2 separate regions of the Homo sapiens genome follow, and region 1 is linked to region 2. The links are chromatin contacts, found by Hi-C or POLR2A ChIA-PET in ENCODE. All regions are on one chromosome and are shown on one strand. Each heading gives the region's core, a stretch centred on a gene start or an enhancer-like site at or near the end of the contact. The rest is flanking DNA. Distances are from core to core; before and after follow the strand shown. Region 1 overlaps SLC10A7 (solute carrier family 10 member 7). Region 2 has its middle 91 kb from the start of ZNF827.

Evidence for each region. Hi-C counts contacts between places; a loop is a spot of excess contacts on that map. ChIA-PET counts read pairs that join two places held with the same protein, here RNA polymerase II (POLR2A). Pooled maps may share reads with other maps.
Region 1: a loop to region 2 is called in a pooled map, with 2.1 times the contacts of the local background. The contact joins two enhancer-like sites. A Hi-C loop is called at or near these places in 1 of 37 single-sample maps with no recorded cell type and 3 of 50 pooled maps. POLR2A ChIA-PET finds 5 or more read pairs at or near these places in 1 of 52 experiments (activated T-cell).

Annotation. Positions count from the first base shown.
Region 1 is chr4:146,456,956-146,460,209 of GRCh38, reverse strand. All of the region lies in intron 4 of SLC10A7 (solute carrier family 10 member 7), which reads left to right. Among named protein-coding and RNA genes, the nearest start is that of MIR7849, 50 kb to the right of the region's middle. Within about 2 kb of position 1,554, at least 5 of the 41 ENCODE cell types and tissues checked have a DNase peak (open chromatin) inside an H3K27ac peak, as active enhancers do.
Region 2 is chr4:146,028,563-146,031,607 of GRCh38, reverse strand. No RefSeq gene overlaps it. Among named protein-coding and RNA genes, the nearest start is that of ZNF827, 91 kb to the right of the region's middle. RefSeq lists an enhancer at 1,162-1,381. Within about 2 kb of position 1,512, at least 4 of the 41 ENCODE cell types and tissues checked have a DNase peak (open chromatin) inside an H3K27ac peak, as active enhancers do.

The sequences.
Region 1 (3,254 bases), core at 305-2,804, 430 kb before region 2:
ACATCCTCACCAACACTGAGCTGCCAGTTTCTTTTTAAGTTTTAGCCCTTCTTGCTGGTAAATAGTGTTATCTCATTGTGATTTTAATTAATTAATAGTTCTCTACTAACTAAAGATGTTTAGGATCTTTTCATGTGTTAATTTGTCATCCACATCTCTTCTTCAGTGAAGTGTCTGTTCAAATCTTTTGCCCATTTTTAAAAACTTGGGGTTGTCTTCTTATTTAGTTGTAAGAGTTTTGTTTTATTTTGTTTTAAAAATATATTCTGCATACAAGTCCTTTATCAGCTATGTGTTTTAGAAATTATTCTCCCAGTCTGTTTGCTTTTTCATTTTCTTTACAGTGACTTTGAAGGACAATGAAGTCCAATTTATCCATTTTTAATTTTATGATTTAAAATTTATTATATCAAAAGTTTGTGATTTTTGTAGCCTAACGTAGATATGTTGTCCTAATCCAGAGTCACAAAGATGTTCTTTAAGTGTTCTGAAAGTTTTATAGATTTAGTTCTTATGTTTAGGTCTATGATCCATTCCAAGTTGCTTTGTGTGTGTAGTGTGAATAAGCATCAGAGTTTTTCGTTTTTTTTTTTTGTGTGTGGATGTCCAGTTACCACCTATTGAAAAGATTATTCTTTCCACATTGAATTACTCTAGCACCTTTGCCAAAAATCAATTTACCATCTCTATATAGATCTGTTTCTGAACTTTCTCTTCTCTTCTGTTGATCCGTATATCTGTCCTTAAGCCAGTACCACATTATCTTGATTAGCATAACTTTATCGTGAAATATAAAATGTGAGTCTTCCAACTTTTCTAAGAATAATTCCCTGAATAAATAAATAAATAAAGTTTATTTTTAAAATAAATTGTAGTCATTTGTCAATTTCTACTAAAAATCCTGTAGGGATTTTGACTGAGATTACATTGAGTCTATAAATCAATGTGGAGAAATTTGACACCTTAATATCAAGGATTCTAATCCATATCTCTCTATTTAAGTCTTTTAGAATTTATCTTATCAGTGTTTTATAACCTTTAGCATACACAGTCTACACGTATTTTGTTAGCTTTATTTTATATTTCATGTTCTTTAAACTGTTTGTGAAAAATATTTTTATTAATTTCAATTTAAAATTATTCCTTCCTTGTATATAGAAATACATTGATTTTTCAATATAGACCTTGCATTCTTGAATTTTGATAAACTTTCCTATTTTGTAGTTTTTTTCAGAAGGGAGGTTTTCTAGGATGATGTAATTTGTGAATAAAGGCAGGTTTATTCCTTTCCAATCTATTTGCATTTTCTTTCTTTTTCTTTCAGTATTACATGGCTAACACTTTCAGGCTGTTCAAAACAAAAATCAGATCAGATAAGTAAAGAGAGTTTTAAAGTTTACTGTTGAGTAAAATAGTAAATACAGATTGTTACACACAAGCCCTCAAAATCAAAAGTGGTTAGAAGCTCAGAGGCCTACTCTTGCAGATTGGGTTTTATAGTAAAAACGAGGAAGTTGTTTAACCTTTACAATGATTGGATACAGCAGTGGGGATTTCCAGATAGCAGAGGATAGGCCAATAACAATTACTTTCACCATTTTTGTAAGGTGAGTTACTTTAGTTTCTGATTATCAGAGACATTTATAAGGAATAATCCAACTTAAGTTTTGCTTACATTTACCAATCAAATCCTTATTTGACTAACTGACTTGGTCTGCTTGGGGAATTTTCAGCCTAGTCTCCATTTTATTTTACTTTGACAAGGCCAAGATTGGATAGACGTAGTAATAAGAATAGACATCCTAACTTTGTTCCTGATTTTAGGAACACTCAGTCTTTTACAGTTAGGTATGATGTCAGCTGTTTGGTTTTTTATATGAGGCAGAGGAAATTTTTATCAGTTCTAGTCTTCTAAATTTTTATCATCAATATATATTGAATTTTGTCAAATGATTTTTCTGTACCTATTGAAATGATTATATGTTTTTTTCTTTTTTCATCTATTGATAAGGTGAATTGCTTTGATTGATTCTTAAATCTTATGCCAACTTTGCATTCCTGGAATAAACTCCACTTTGTCATACTGTATCATCCTTTTTATATATTGCTAGGTTAAATTAGTTCAAATTTTATAAGGAGTTTTATGTCTATGTGCATGAAGATTATTCTTCTGTGGTTTCCTTATGATGTTTTAATCTGATTTTGGTATCAGGTTAGTGCTGGTCTCGTAAAATGATTTGGCGAATTTTCTTTCCTGTTGTATTTCTCTTGGTGAGTTTTTATAGAATTAATATTTCTTCTTTAAATATTTGGTAGAATTCACCAGTGCAGCCATTTGGTCCTAGAAATTGCATTTTGGGAAAGTTTTTAACTACACATTTAATGTCTTTGATAGGTAATAGAAAATTTAGGTCATCTGTTCTTAAGAGAGTTTTTGTAGTTTGTGTCTTTCAAGGAATTTGTTCATTTCATCTAAGTTTTCATATTTGGGGACATAATGCTGTCTACAATATTCTCATCTTTTAAATATCTGAAGCAGTTTAGGATGTCCCTGCTTTCATTCCTGACATTAGAAATGTCTGTATTTTCTTTTTTTACCCAAGAGCAGGGATGAACAAACTGTGGTTTGCAGGGCAAATCAGGCTTGCTGAAAGTTTTTTGTGTGGTATATGAGTTAAGAATGTTTTTTGGGGCGATGAGGGGATGGTTAATGGGTCCAAAAACAAAGAATGAATAAGACCTAGTATTTGATAGCACAACAGGGTGACTATAGTCAATAATAATTTAATTGTACATTTAAAAATAACTAAGGAGTATAATTGGGTTGTTTGTAACACAAGGGATGGATGCTTGAGGAGATGGATACCCATTTTATATGATGTGATTATTACACATTGTATGCTTGTATCAAAACATCTCATATACCCCATAAATATATACACCTATTATGTACCCACAAAAATTAAAATAAAAGGAAAGAATAGTGTTTACTTTTTTTAATGTTTGGATAAAAATCAAAAGAAGAATAAAATTTCAAGATATGAAAATTAAACAAAAATCAAATTTTAGTATCCATAGATAAAGTTTTATTGGAACACAGCCACACTCATTAGTTTATATATTGCCTATGGCTGCTTTTGCACCACAATAGCAGAGTTGAGAATTTATGACCATATGGTCCACAGAGCCTAGAATACTTAAATAATGTGCCTGTTGTATAATTTAAAAATATATCTAGTCTTTGACCCAAGTTC
Region 2 (3,045 bases), core at 263-2,762:
CTCCTTGTGTGTGCTGACTTGACAGCTTAATTCACACACATAACACACACATACACACACACACATACCTCACACACATACATATACCTTATATACATATACCTTACATAAGTGCTTCACACCTACTATATATATAATCCCTTTTACGGGCATATGGGAATAAAAGCAGAAAATGTGATTCAAAAAATGGAAACCACTCTCATTTTATTTAATTCTTTTAAATTTTGCCATTTAAAACTCATAAATTTCACAAACTATATTTTTAAAATAGACTATTTTTAAAACCTTTAATACTAGTCTAATATATGATCTATTTATATTGCTTTATAGTTTGTCAGCAAATTGTACTTTACACCCACAGGTAAGTGTAGCACTGTTCTGAGCACCAAGAATACATAAGATGGAACAGACACTACCTTATGATCAAGAGGAGACAAGACATATAAACATGTAATTCTCCAAATGTGTACATAAATGCAGTTCTGTAATTAAAGAGTGAATATGAGAGGAGGGAGATTTTCTGGTGGGTTGGTGATGATGGCTATTTTCTTCCCCATGCTATCCTGGCATTTTTTTTCCCCTTCCTTGGGACTGGAATTATAGAATGCAGGGGCAGTTGTTTAGCTTATACATCATGGGCATAAACAAATGGTCATTAATTTAAACATTATGTTAAAGCTAGCCAGAAATAGCTCTTCACAAAAGAGATCAAGTTTATCACTCTCCAAAAAGAAAATGGTAGCTGAGAAAAAAGTTCTGAACTATGTTCAGTTTACACAAAAAACATACTCAGAGTTTTAGAATACGTGGATATTTTAGGGGAAGAAAAGCAGATGCAGCCAAACCCCTATCCTTAATCAAAGGGACAGAGGGTGGAATGTGATCTCTGTTCTAAGCCCATTTTCATTCTTACCCACTTGTGACATGTTGTTGTTGTTTTTTCCCAGCAAACACTCTTATATACGTTACATAACATTCCTAATCACGTTACATATATTAACTGATTTGACTCTCATAATAACCTTATAGGATAAGAACTACTAGTATCATTCCCATTTTATAGATGTAGAAACTGAGGTCCTGAGAGATTCAGTAACTCTCCCAAGCAACTGGGATTCAGCCCCAGGAAGTCTGGCTTCTTAGCCTACATTCTTACTATAAAATTTGCACTGTCTCCTTAGCTTAAGGGTGAACTCTATGCATTTGAACAGCCGAGGGGATGTGGATAGAGTGAGAAAAGAAAGGAAAGGCTTTGAAAGTTATCCTGTTTTTTGAGAATATGAAAAGACAAGAGAAAAAGAAGGAGAGAGCCTGGGATAGCTGTGAGAAGACAATGGAAAAAGTGGAAGAACAGGAAGTGGAAGAAAAAAGCAAAGAGAAATTGACCTTTGCCCTGCTGGGCTCCTTGACGACCAAATCTAATGGCTCAGGGCTGGAGCAGCTAGAACCGGGTGTCTGTGTTTTCAAGCAGCGCATTTAACTTCACGGGGTTTCCCCAGGCTGTCTCTGCAGCAACCCCCACGAGGGCTTCTTTTCACAGCAATTATGAAAGTGATGGTGGGAGGAAGTACTGCTCACTTATTTAGGTTAAAAAGCCACCCAAATAAATGCATTAACCCAGTAGTAAGATTAAATTCCTAGCCCCAAAGGGAAATTTTCAGGAGGTGTCCTTTACCATGTGTAAATTGGAAACAATTTCCTCTCTTGGGCAAGATAACTGCTGTGGGAGGTGGAAATAAATGTAGTGTTTTGTGAAAACTTGGGTTTCTCTGATGAGTTCTGTGAAACACTAACATCTAACAGGAGTTGTTCAAACAGTACATCCTATAACATCTTTTTTTTTTTCCTGTGACCTCAGATCTTAACTTTGGCTTTGCTCTTAAATGACTGTAGGATGGGAATGAGACAGCAGGTTCTTGACAGCTATAGGGAAATGTGTCCCTAAAGAACTTGGTATCAGGAAGGAAAATGAGGTTGTCCTCCAAGAGCTAAACAACAAAATCAATACATATTGTATGGAGCAGAGATGTGCAAAGTCGTCATGTTGAACCTAGTAATCTGATTGAGGAAAATAAAACAACTAAAGGAATAATAGTCAATTTAAGGTACGGTTCGACACCATGAAAGAAGAAAAAGGAGAAGTAAAAGCAGGTATTCCATACATACATTGAGAGTTTGCTAAGCACTGTGCTAAGAGCATGAACAAATTCTGCTCCTGCCTTTATGGGGTTCCAGAGCAAGCTGATGAGTCAATCTAAGAACAGCTCAGGGAAAAAAAATTGCATCTTGGTCAAAGATACCCATCTCCTGGCCAAGAGCAGTGCTTGCCCTTTTGTAGACATTGTTATTCTTCTTCCCATATTTCCACCTCAGGCTCCAGATGAGAGAACTTCCCCCCATCCAACTTGCAGACCATTTTAGGGAACATGTGAACTGACGCATGCTGTCTCTCTGTCCCTCCTTTCATTCTTCTCTCACCAGGGTAAGAGTAGCTAATCTGACTCAAGACAGCATACCAACCACTTGGCTTTACATATCAGAAGGTGGGGTGATGGAGTCGGGGCATTGCTTGTGCACACTCTTTCACCTTCTTTGATTGGCCTGCCCAGTCTCGGGGCCCTCGTACCTCAGCTCCTCAGCAGGCTTCCTTTTGCTTTCCTTCTGCTCCAGTTTCTCATAGTGCATGCAGGCAAGCAAGTCACGTTGGCTCTGCCCTATCTTCAGTCTGGATGAGATATCAAAGGCCAGCATTTTAGCTCAAGCCCAAGTGGAAGTCTCTAGCTCTGAGCACTGGAGCTTTGGGGGCAGAGCCTATCACTCTTATGTCAAAAAGTTCCCTGGGTCTGTTCTTCTCACTGAGAAACTACTGAGGTAAAAGGTAAAGGTTGGTAACCTCACTTCAAGCCATTCTTACCTGATAAAATTAAACCTGTATAGTCACCTACCATCCCCTTTTTAAAATCAACATTCACCAAGCAAACTTTTAATTGCGTTATGAGTTCCCATGGGCTGGTCAGGCTGTGTCACATTTATTGTCATCATAGG